Regions from separate parts of the Homo sapiens genome. Here region 1 is linked to region 2. The links are chromatin contacts, found by Hi-C in ENCODE. All regions are on one chromosome and are shown on one strand. The core of a region is the stretch at or near the end of the contact, and the rest is flanking DNA. Distances in the headings are between cores, read along the strand shown. Region 1 holds the start of LANCL1 (LanC like glutathione S-transferase 1). Region 2 overlaps MAP2 (microtubule associated protein 2).

Region 1 (5,212 bases), core at 783-3,282, 950 kb after region 2:
AAAATAAAAATAAAAATAAATAAATAAATAAATAAAGGGTTAAATTCATAAAAAGCATTTACTTTATAGGCAGTCTAAATAGGTACATTTTATTGAAGGTTTCTGTCACTAGGACAATCCTCAACTGTTCTCTTTGCCAAGTCAGTATGAAGCAGCAAGTCCTCCTCCCGCAAGACAAGACACATACTTCAGCTTGAGAATCTGCACAGCTAAGCAGAATGCAGGCCCAAATGGCCAAAGGGAATCCATCTGACCTGAAGATAATTATAAAAAGCTTTGTTTGGGCAGCTTAATACTAGTCTTAAAATAATCAGATTGACTCAAACTCCATATACATTTTGGTAGCCTTCTACCCTACACCTCTTCTTCATCTCTTTGATTCCTCCTACCTGCATTACTGACCCAAGTTAATCTATAATGTGACAAGTGTTTTAAGGAAAAAAACAACCATCAGACCCACAGATTAATTTGACAGGGATGAAATCTGTAAGGCCTTTATATCACATAAAATGTCTTTTGTATGGCTGACAAGTTTCAAAGAAATAAACTGGTAAAATTTTTAAAGCGTGTGCCTTGTTTCCAACTTAACTCATTTTCAAAACTAAATTTTATTTTTTTATTTTTTAGAGACAGGGTCTCTGTCACCCAGGCTAGAGTGCAGTGGTGCAATCATAGCTCACTACAGCCTCGAATCTCCTAGGCTCCAGCAATTCTCCCGCCTCAGCCTCCCAAGTAGCTGGGACTACAAGCTTTCCACCACACCTGGCTAATTTTTAAAAAAATTTTAGTAGAGATAAGGTCCTGCTGTGTTGCACAGGCTGGTCTCAAACTCGTGGCCTTAAGCAATCCTCCTGCCTTGATTTCCCAAAGTGTCGGGATTAATGGTGTGAGCCACTGCACCCAGCCAAAAGTAGGTATTCTTAAAAATATCTGTATTCCCTCTTAACAATTATGTTCACCCAATGAGGCATGAGAAAACACAGGCCCCTAGTATTTTACATCCAGGTTCTCTTTTGCACAGTGATTTGTGACATGCTAACCAGTTTAATTTACAAGTTTCTTTTTTTTTGTTTTCCAGCTGTGGATATGCCCTGTGGAGTGACACCGGTACAAAGAACTTCAGGTTTCCTAGGTCCCCAAATTCTCTAAGCACTAACAGTTTAAAGACGTCCTTACCATACACCACCGTTTGCTCTCATCATTACCCTGAACGCACTTGTGTATAATCACAAAGGAGTAACACGGCACATGTGAATACCGTTAGGATTCTTCACCTCTTTTTAAGAAGCAAACCAAAATACATTAAAAAATGCCAATTACATAGTAAACTACATATTTGCCAATTTTTAAAATTTATACTATCAATAATTGAGTTTATTTCAATTAATAATGTTAACAATGACACATTTAACATTATGTTAGAGCTCAATTTGTATATATTAACATGTATTTTTAAATAATTTACGTATTTATCGTCGAATCATGTATTTTTTTAAAGGGGGATGCTCAACTCTCTCAGGCAAAAATGAGCACCTTTCCGAACACCGTGGGGAGAGGCAGGGATGCAGGCAGACATATCCTAAACTCACCCTCCCGGCAGCATCAAAGTAGCCTTCGGCCAGGGATTTGTTATAATCAGCATAAGGATTCGGGAAGGCCCTTTGAGCCATGACGCCGGAAGCAAGCCTGCAGAACAGGGGAAAAACAGAAACTAGGTTGAGATAGGGGCCTCGGCCGAGTTGCGAGGGCGGCGGCGGCGCCCAGGTATCCCCCTTCCTCCAGCTCCAGGGCCATCGAGCCGTCTCGGCGGTCCGAGTGGACCTCGGGCCCACTGCGGCCCAACTGCTAGGACATGGCGCCTTCGCGAAAAAGCTGCCAGGGCCCTTAACCCACCCGGACAAAGAGGCCCCGTTTTGCAACCCCGTTCCCACGCCCGCGACTTGAAGCAAGTGCGCCTCCCGCGTCCTGAAGCCCTTCTCGGCCCTGGCCTCTCACCCCGCAGCCCCGGACAGTAACAGAAGGGCTATTTTACCGCCCAGTTCCTGCCAGGAGGGCCAATCAGAGCCTTCGCCGTTCCCGAGACCCGCCCCCTTCTCTCTTACAGTTTGTTAAAGACACAGGCGTGTAATTTCTAAAGGATAACGCAGGGTATTTTAATTACTGGGTAGCAGAAGTGAGGACCTAGAATCACGCGGAGATGTGACCAATATTTCCTACCCTTCTTTAATTTTTCTTATTTTTAAAAAGTCAAATTTAAGTCCAGAGTCATAAGAAGTATATATTTTTTTAACCTGGAGAAGAAACAGACTGCTTTTAGATCTGAACATGCTGGTATTTCTGCTGTTCGCAATAGATAAAATTTGGCGGGGGGTGGGGGGATAATGTCTCTCCAGGGACTTGCCAATCTTTTCTTTTCATTTCTTAAAACAAACAAACAAAAAAGCACCACCATCATTAACAACAACAACAACAAAAATATGCCCAAAGGACAGGATATCAAATAGCAGTTGATAATACTTTGGGGAAAGCACATGAAAACACAAATTACAGCTCTTAGGAAATTTATTCTGTTCCTTAGCCTAAATTGGACTATAATACTGGATAACAAAGCTCTAAAAAATACTGAAAACCAACACAGCAGGAGATCCACAACATTCAATTTCAATGTTTTAACAGTCCCTGCTATCTGAAACATTTTTCTTTCATTTAAAATTAAATCCCACCTGGTACATATTAGGCCCATTCTATTGCTCAGAGAATTTTGGAGTTCAGTTAAAAAGTCAGCCTCACTCTCTCCTTTTCCTTCTCTCCGGTTTCAATGAAGAGTCCTAGCTCCAGACCTCCAACTGGAGAAGCTCAGTCTCCACCCCAACTCCCTCCCTCCTTGGCCTAAGTTTGTCCTTCTGAGGCTGCCATCCCAAACTCTACTCCTAATCCCTCCCCACACCCAGGTTTGCTCTTTTAAAATAGTTGCTTTCTTAGGAAATGTAGTTGCTTTCTTAACCTCATCAAATTCATGAAGATTTAGCCGAGGCCCATGGTGAGTCTTAAGCTGGATATCTCTCATGTTTTAAAAGATGGGTGTTTGAAGGAGCAACTCACAAGAGAGAAAAGGAAAACGAGAGACATTTTATCAATTATTTTTTCTTTAATGATTAAAGGCTATCCATTTATCCCACTCACAGTCTTTAAGCAATTAAATATTACTGTTGTTAAGCAAGGCAGGATGGTAATTGTATATTTTCATAGTATGCCTCTATCTTATTTTACTAATCCTTTCCCCTAATGATGGACATTGTTTCTAACTTCCATACTACAAATAATATTCTTGGAACATGTGCTTTTATGAATCTGTGTGAGTATCCCTGAGACATACACCCAGCAGTCAATTGCTGGATCATATGAGATTCTGTACTTAATTTCCCCAATGTTGTTAGATTGCTTTCCAAAACTGCTGGACTAGTTTATATTCCCTCTAACAGTATCTATTGTTCACTCCAAGAGTATTCACTCCAACATATCAATTGTTTCTGTCATTTCCATCTCCTCTCCAACACTTGGTATTATCTAGTGTTCTAATGTTTGCCATTCTAATGAATAATGTAGAATCTCACTGATGTTTAATCTTTTAGTTTTTCTGTGGCTAATGGTGTTGAACTTTCCTTCATATACCTGTTAGACAATTGGGCTTTACCTGTTCCTTTATTTATTTTTCTATTAGTGATTGCATTGTTTTCCTGTTGATTTGAAAGAGTTTTGTTTCTTTTTTTCCCGTGTTTGTGGGGTATATTCTGTATATTAATCTCCTTTCACTTTAGTTATTGTAGATACTTTCTTTAGTTTGTTCACATTTTCTAGGATATCCTTTATTGAATCACAATCTTTCATTTCGATGAAGTTAAACCCATCTAATTGTGACACTGTGATTTGAGGATTTAGCTTCATATTCAAAATGTCTTTGTCTACTCATAGACTGCAATGACTTCCCACATTTTATTTTATTAGCTTTTTACCTCTTATATTTAAGTCTTTATCTGGAGTTTACTTCTGAAGATGATGTGAAGCATGCGTCTAAACGGAAGGGAAGTAGAATTATTTAGAATTTAAATATAATCAAAGCATGTGACTTGTAAACACCCAAAGATTTTAATTGCTGGAAATAATATTTCCCTCCCTCCCTCCCTCCTCCCCCCTCCCCCCTTCCCCCCTCCCTTCCCTCCCTCCCTCCCTGCTTTCCTTCTCTTTCTTCCTTCCTTTTTGTCAGAGAACCAACCCAGAGAATCCCTCCTTGGTTCTGATACAAAAGAAAAGTATTTAACATTTATTGTTTGTATTTATCTACTCAGGCTGCCACACAAAGAACCATAGCAAGTGGCCTGAAACAACAGAAATGTATTTTTCCACAGTTGTGAAGGATAGAAGTCTGGGATTAAGATGTTAGCAGGACTGATTCCATCTGAGGCCTGTCTTGTTGGCTTGTAGATGCCGTCTTCTCCTATCTTCACATGGTTGTCCCTCAGTCTGTGTTGTCTGTGTCCTAATTTCCTCTTCTTACGACACCATCATAGTGGATTATGACTTCATTGAACCTTATCATTCTTTCTTTTTTTTTTTTTTTTTTGAGACGGAGTCTCGCTCTGTTGCCAGGCTGGAGTGCAGTGGCACGATCTCGGCTCACTGCAACCTCTGACTCCCTGGTTCAAGCGATTCTCCTGCCTCAGCCTCCAGAGTAGCTGGGATTACAGGCACACACCACCACGCCCAGCTAATTTTTGTATTTTCAGTAGAGACGGGGTTTCACCATGTTGGCCAGGCTGGTCTTGAACTCCTGACCTCAAGTGATATGCCTGACTTGGCTAACCTTACTTTTCTTTAAAGACCCTTCTCCAGCAGCCACATGCTGAGATAGTGAGAGTTAGGACTTCAACGTATGAATTTGGGGGGCAACAATTTTAGCCCCAAATAGTACCTATGCTTTCACCTGTGGCTATGGTGGCTGAACACATTTGTGGCTAACACAAATTTGACAGTTATAATTTTTTATGGATCATTCTACTTTTGATAAATTTAGGATGATTTTTTAAAAAAATGTAATGTTCCTTCTTTTAATCACTGTAGCTGTCTTGTGTGAACTTTCAGGAAATAATCATTGTATTATTGCCTCTAAAACTGAATACTTCTGGAAATCTGGGATGATTGATAACAGAGAAAA
Region 2 (5,096 bases), core at 1,863-4,362:
TGCATTCAAACTGTTACAACTTACATAGAAAACCCAGAGCACTGAATCAAAGAGATGTCAACTAACTCATTGAAGCCCACAATTATTGGTGGTGGAGTAAGTGTAGTTGTGACTCTAATAAATTTACAGTTGTCTTTTCCTGTTTATGGTTGCCAATATTGGTCTTTAGATATGATGTATTACATACTTAAAAACCTGGTAAGGGACAAATTAAAATCTGACATTTGCATTCAGCTTAAATTAGTTAAGTCAGTAAATGGTTCTTCAGCCTTATTTCCTGCCATCTCTCCTCCTTTTATTCTCCATGTTTTTTTCTGTTAGGAGTGAATGCTTAGACCTCAGTTACTCAGAGCCGTCTTTCCTACAGTGGGCGAGATGCCCTCACTGTGCACTCCCATAACACCCCGAATGCAATCTCTCATGGCATTTCGCTTTATTCTCCCTCCCTAATCAACATGTTTTAAAGATTAATTAGATTCCTAGTTGTTGAAGTCAGAGACCACACATGGCTTGTCATTACTGTCTTTCTGGAACTTAGTGCGTTGCTTGATATAATTTTAGTGTTTATGATGTTGCCCACATTCACTCTTACTCTCATTGCTGTTGTTGGATTGCTGTTACTATTCCAGCGCCCTGTGTGCCCTTCTCTATTGCTGTCCTGAGTATTCCCTTTCTAACCACCCTGTCTGAGCTCCTCAGCCTACGTCTTCTGCATGCTGGAGGCTGGACCCAAATGCTAGGCCCTTCTCTTGCCCATCTCTTCCAGCCTGCAGGAGCTGCTGCTTCTCCACTGGAGGCTCCTGTCGTAATTCAGCAGTCAAACTGCAATATTTACTTTTAAGGAGCTTGACAGGTAAAAAGAAATCTCTTCAAACTGCATGAGACCTATTCAGCTCCATTTGGCTTTTTATTCATTTATTTTTCTCTTGCCAGGTGGTCCGAATCAAAGATTGAAGTGCCCTAGATTTCCAAATTTGTCTTTTATATATTCAGTGTTAAGTGCTTAGTGTTGTTTATAATTTAAACATAACTTTTATAAAACTCTATTTTGAAAAGCGATGACTAACTATGGATATACATAAAAAGGATGTTAGCAGAAATGAAAAGTTCCGTTTAAGTCCTTCTTAAGGCTTGTCTCATTTAGACAAACAAAAGTTACATTGTTTGCCTGCTCACTGATGACTGGTACCATTTTTACTTCCCCCATTTGCTAAATACTCAAAATTTATTTGAGCTTTTTTTTTTATTAAATGCAGCGAAACAATTTAGTGCATCAAAAACTACATATTGTGGTATGAGTAAATGTTGTTTCACAGCTTATTTTAGCATTCTAGAAAGGTTGGCATGGAAACCTTGAGAAGGCATTTTAGATGCTCAGTGATGCATAAAGGCATTCATTTTGAAAGTCCTGTTTATCTTATTTATCCCAATTTAGAATCAATTTTAATAGTTATTTGTATCTAATTTTAGAAATATGATTTTTTTCAACAGGCAGAAGTAGTTTCTTTAGTCTTTTTCTTTTTTTTCTTTTTTTTATTTTTAACACACATAATCCAGAGTCAGGGAGAGTTTTCAACAATTAAGCAATATAATTCACTGGATAGAGATATACATTGGAATCATTTAGATTTGGTTTCAAATGCTGGCTGTTAGCTTTATGATAATTGCTATGTTAGTAGCCTCGAAACATGAGATTAAACATTAAGATAATAGCAATAAAAGGAAATAAATAAGGTAATACATGCAATACACTATACAATATAATATGTTACCAGGTAATATATGTAACACACTTGCATAAAGTATACATTCATCAACTTTCATTATTATATGTGTAAAATAATAGAGCTGGAAAAAGAAAAATTCAATAAATTACTTTGACTCAGGAACCTTTTCATCATTCATCCTCTTTTCAGTCTTTCTGTCTTGCCTGAACACTGGGAAATGTTGGTTCAATTGAATCACAAGACATTCACTAATTTATTTATGAATAAGCTTCTATGGATTACAAAGGGTGTGAAAAAAGTTAATATCAATTTTTTTTTCAATTCATTACCTGTTGTGTTTGTTATTTGGTTGTTGGTGGATCTCTCTTACCCCATGATAATTAGGGACCATCAGTGTCCCTTGGGATCCAGAGACCTGGTTTCAATTTTTGTCTCGTCTGCTAAGCAGCTGTGTTACCTTGAATAAGGAAATTCAAATCTTGAGACCTGGGTTTTCTTGTATATAAATTAAATGGAGATGAGCCGTATTATTTTTAATATACGTTCTAGCTTTTATCCATATTTTTCCAGTAGGATATTAGAAATTAAATAAAGACTATTCTGTATCTACCATCTCTGTAGACATGCTCAGAGGTTGTCAAACATTTTGGAAATGACTTTTGTTAAGTGAATTAGCTACTAATTTTTTTAAAACTTAGAGTCACAAAACAACTAGCAAATAAATGACAATTATTTCTAAATTTGTTTTTAATATAGAGATTAATTTTTCATATCTATATTTAGAAATGACGTCTTCTAATTTTATCTAGGCATAAAACAGCTAAAAAACTTGATATAGTCTATACCAAAATAACCCAATAATAAAAGTAAGTTGTAATGGGAGAATAACCCAAAGGAGCAATTTTCATGTGAAAAATTTTCCAGTGTATGAAGAATTGTTATTCACGGAAGGCTAATCTGTTGGCAATGTCTGTTGCTGAGCTGAAGAGGGTTCTGACAAAGCAAGCCCATTCCTGCATGGACTAAGCCTTCGAGTGGCCTTGAATTAGAAAGGAAGATAATTCTGCCTCTGGAAAAAGATATCATAGTGTAGTTATATAGAAATTACTCCTCAAAAGTTCCAACCCTTCTAACTAAAGCTTTACCAAAAGAATCCCAAAGAAGATAAACTTTCAAAATTCCGCTAAATAAAAACTCCATTGTCCTTTCAAAAAACATATACATTCTCAGGGAATTTTGTATAGTTCAAGATTATATAAATAACTTTGTCCAAACTCTTAGTTTCTACATTTCTTTAGAATTTCTCTTTTTCTCCTAAGAAAGTCTGGGGAAAAAACTCTTCACTATAGTAACTGATTAGTTCCATTTCCTGTCATATTTCTTTTCTTGTGGTTGCTGGTTTCTAGCCAATTCTATTTTTGCATTTATTTTCCCCCATTACATTCTGTTTCTTTTTTTTCTGGGTAGAAGAATTTTTGTGTTTTTCATTTTGTCAAAATGGAATTCTTCTCATGTTATGTCATGATTTTGATATTTTCAAGCTTAAAAAGCAACACAGAGGAGGTTTGTTTACATAATGAAGCATATCATGGGCTTTTTACAGAAGGTCTGATAATTCAGAAAGTATTTTCAACTAGCAGTGGATTAGCAATGCCTACTTTTTTCATAAGTCCTATTCTTTTGAGCATAGTCAGCTTGAGGCAGCTGTGGTTTAAAAGAGGAAACTAGGAGTCTAGGAAGTGACCTCATGAAAATGCAGAAAATTAAGAGTTTAAATAGTAATAATATACAAAAGCAAATAGCATATTTCACTAAATGTCTGAGTGCCTGAGAATTCTGGAAGTGGAGGGAAATCCAATTTAAAGAATATAAAATTAATATCCACATGTGAGTACATAGAGAGAAATACAGAAGGGGGAGGCTGAGAGACCTTTCTCAGGCTTTCGTTTTTTGGTTTGTTTCTTTATTTTTTTCTTTCTTTTTTTTTTAAAGAGCACTCTAGATTTATTTGGGTAAAATACGTGAGTATTTGCTTAGGATATATGCATTTATAAATTTAAAAGAGCAAGGATTCTCCCTGGGGCAAATCTTTCCTTGGATCATTGAAAACTAACCAAACAGTGTCTTCTAACTAGATTATCTTCATACTAGATCCTTGCAGAAGTATTAGCTGACCTAAGTCCTATTTTTTGCCACCCTGAAAGTGAAAGAAGGAAGTGCTGCTATAATAAGAACTGTAACTAAATCTAACGGCATCCCTGTTTTCTGATGATGGTCATGTGTTAGAAAAGTTTCATTTCATACCTGAGATATAAGATGTACAAATGTCTTTCCTAAGCTTGATCATCCATGGCAGATCTATGATGGAATATAGTGGGGAATCTGTAAAGCTGACTGACTACAAAACCAACAAATACTTTTTCTTCTCTCCCAGATTTACTTAATTAAACCAGGAGACTTGTGAATATATGAATAGGACAGAGCTCCAGGCAGATGGACTTTTATGAATTCTGCACCCTCACTATCTGGAGCTCTTTATACTAATCCTGGCATCTGGGAGAAAAGTGATTGCAAAGTTACACATTAGAATTGTCTCATTTTCTTGTGGCAGTTCTTAGTGTGATATCTGGTGGACATCGTTCCTGTATCACCCTGTGTAGAAATAAAAAAGAACACTTAATCCTCACTTACTCTACCCTGTATTTTTCTCCATAGCATTTCTATATTACTGATATATCTGATATATTTTTTTGTACAATTAATTATTGTTTCACCTAACTAGAATGTTCATAGAGCAGGAACATTTTCTGTTTTGATCACTGATGAGTCCCTAACATCTAGCCAAGTTTTTGGCACATCATAGTTGCTCAATAATATCTGTTCAATGAATATGAATTTAGTCACTATTTTCACGCATACACCGATGCCTACTGTTGTCTGGTCTTCCCCTCGCAGCCGTGTACTCCGCCTCTCTTCTTTCTCACCACATCCCACAATTCCCATCCCACTAGCAGCTTTCTTCACAACAATGAGGTTACATACTTGATTAAGGAACCATCTCTTATGGATCTTTCTCAGGTGCTTAGTGTGACACCATGTGTGGCTGTGCCCTCTTAGAGGTGAGAGCTGAGCTCCTGATTTGGCTTCTTTATGCCCTTCCTTCATGAAGGACAGTGGTTCTCAGAGTGTCCCCTGAACCAGCACCATCAGCATCACATGGGTACTTGTTAGAAATGTAAATCTTTGGGCTCCACCCCAGACCTAGTGAATCAGAAATGTGTGGCTGCAGCTCGGTAACCTGCGTTTTGTCAAGTCTTCCAAGTAATTCTGATGCTGAAGTTTGAGAACCAGTGAGAAGACATAGATTGC

Evidence for each region. A loop is a pair of places that touch in the nucleus more often than their neighbours do. Pooled maps may share reads with other maps.
Region 1: a loop to region 2 is called in a map with no recorded cell type, with 7 times the contacts of the local background. The contact joins the promoter of LANCL1 here to the enhancer-like site in region 2. A Hi-C loop is called at or near these places in 2 of 37 single-sample maps with no recorded cell type and 4 of 50 pooled maps.

Annotation. Positions count from the first base shown.
Region 1 is chr2:210,474,727-210,479,938 of GRCh38, forward strand. It overlaps LANCL1 (LanC like glutathione S-transferase 1), which reads right to left and starts at 2,033. Exons shown (of 10, transcript NM_006055.3): 1 at 1,894-2,033; 2 at 1,590-1,686. The coding sequence starts at 1,670. It also overlaps a transcript of CPS1 not described here.
Region 2 is chr2:209,522,804-209,527,899 of GRCh38, forward strand. All of the region lies in intron 2 of MAP2 (microtubule associated protein 2), which reads left to right. Among named protein-coding and RNA genes, the nearest start is that of MAP2, 100 kb to the left of the region's middle. Within about 2 kb of position 3,113, at least 5 of the 41 ENCODE cell types and tissues checked have a DNase peak (open chromatin) inside an H3K27ac peak, as active enhancers do.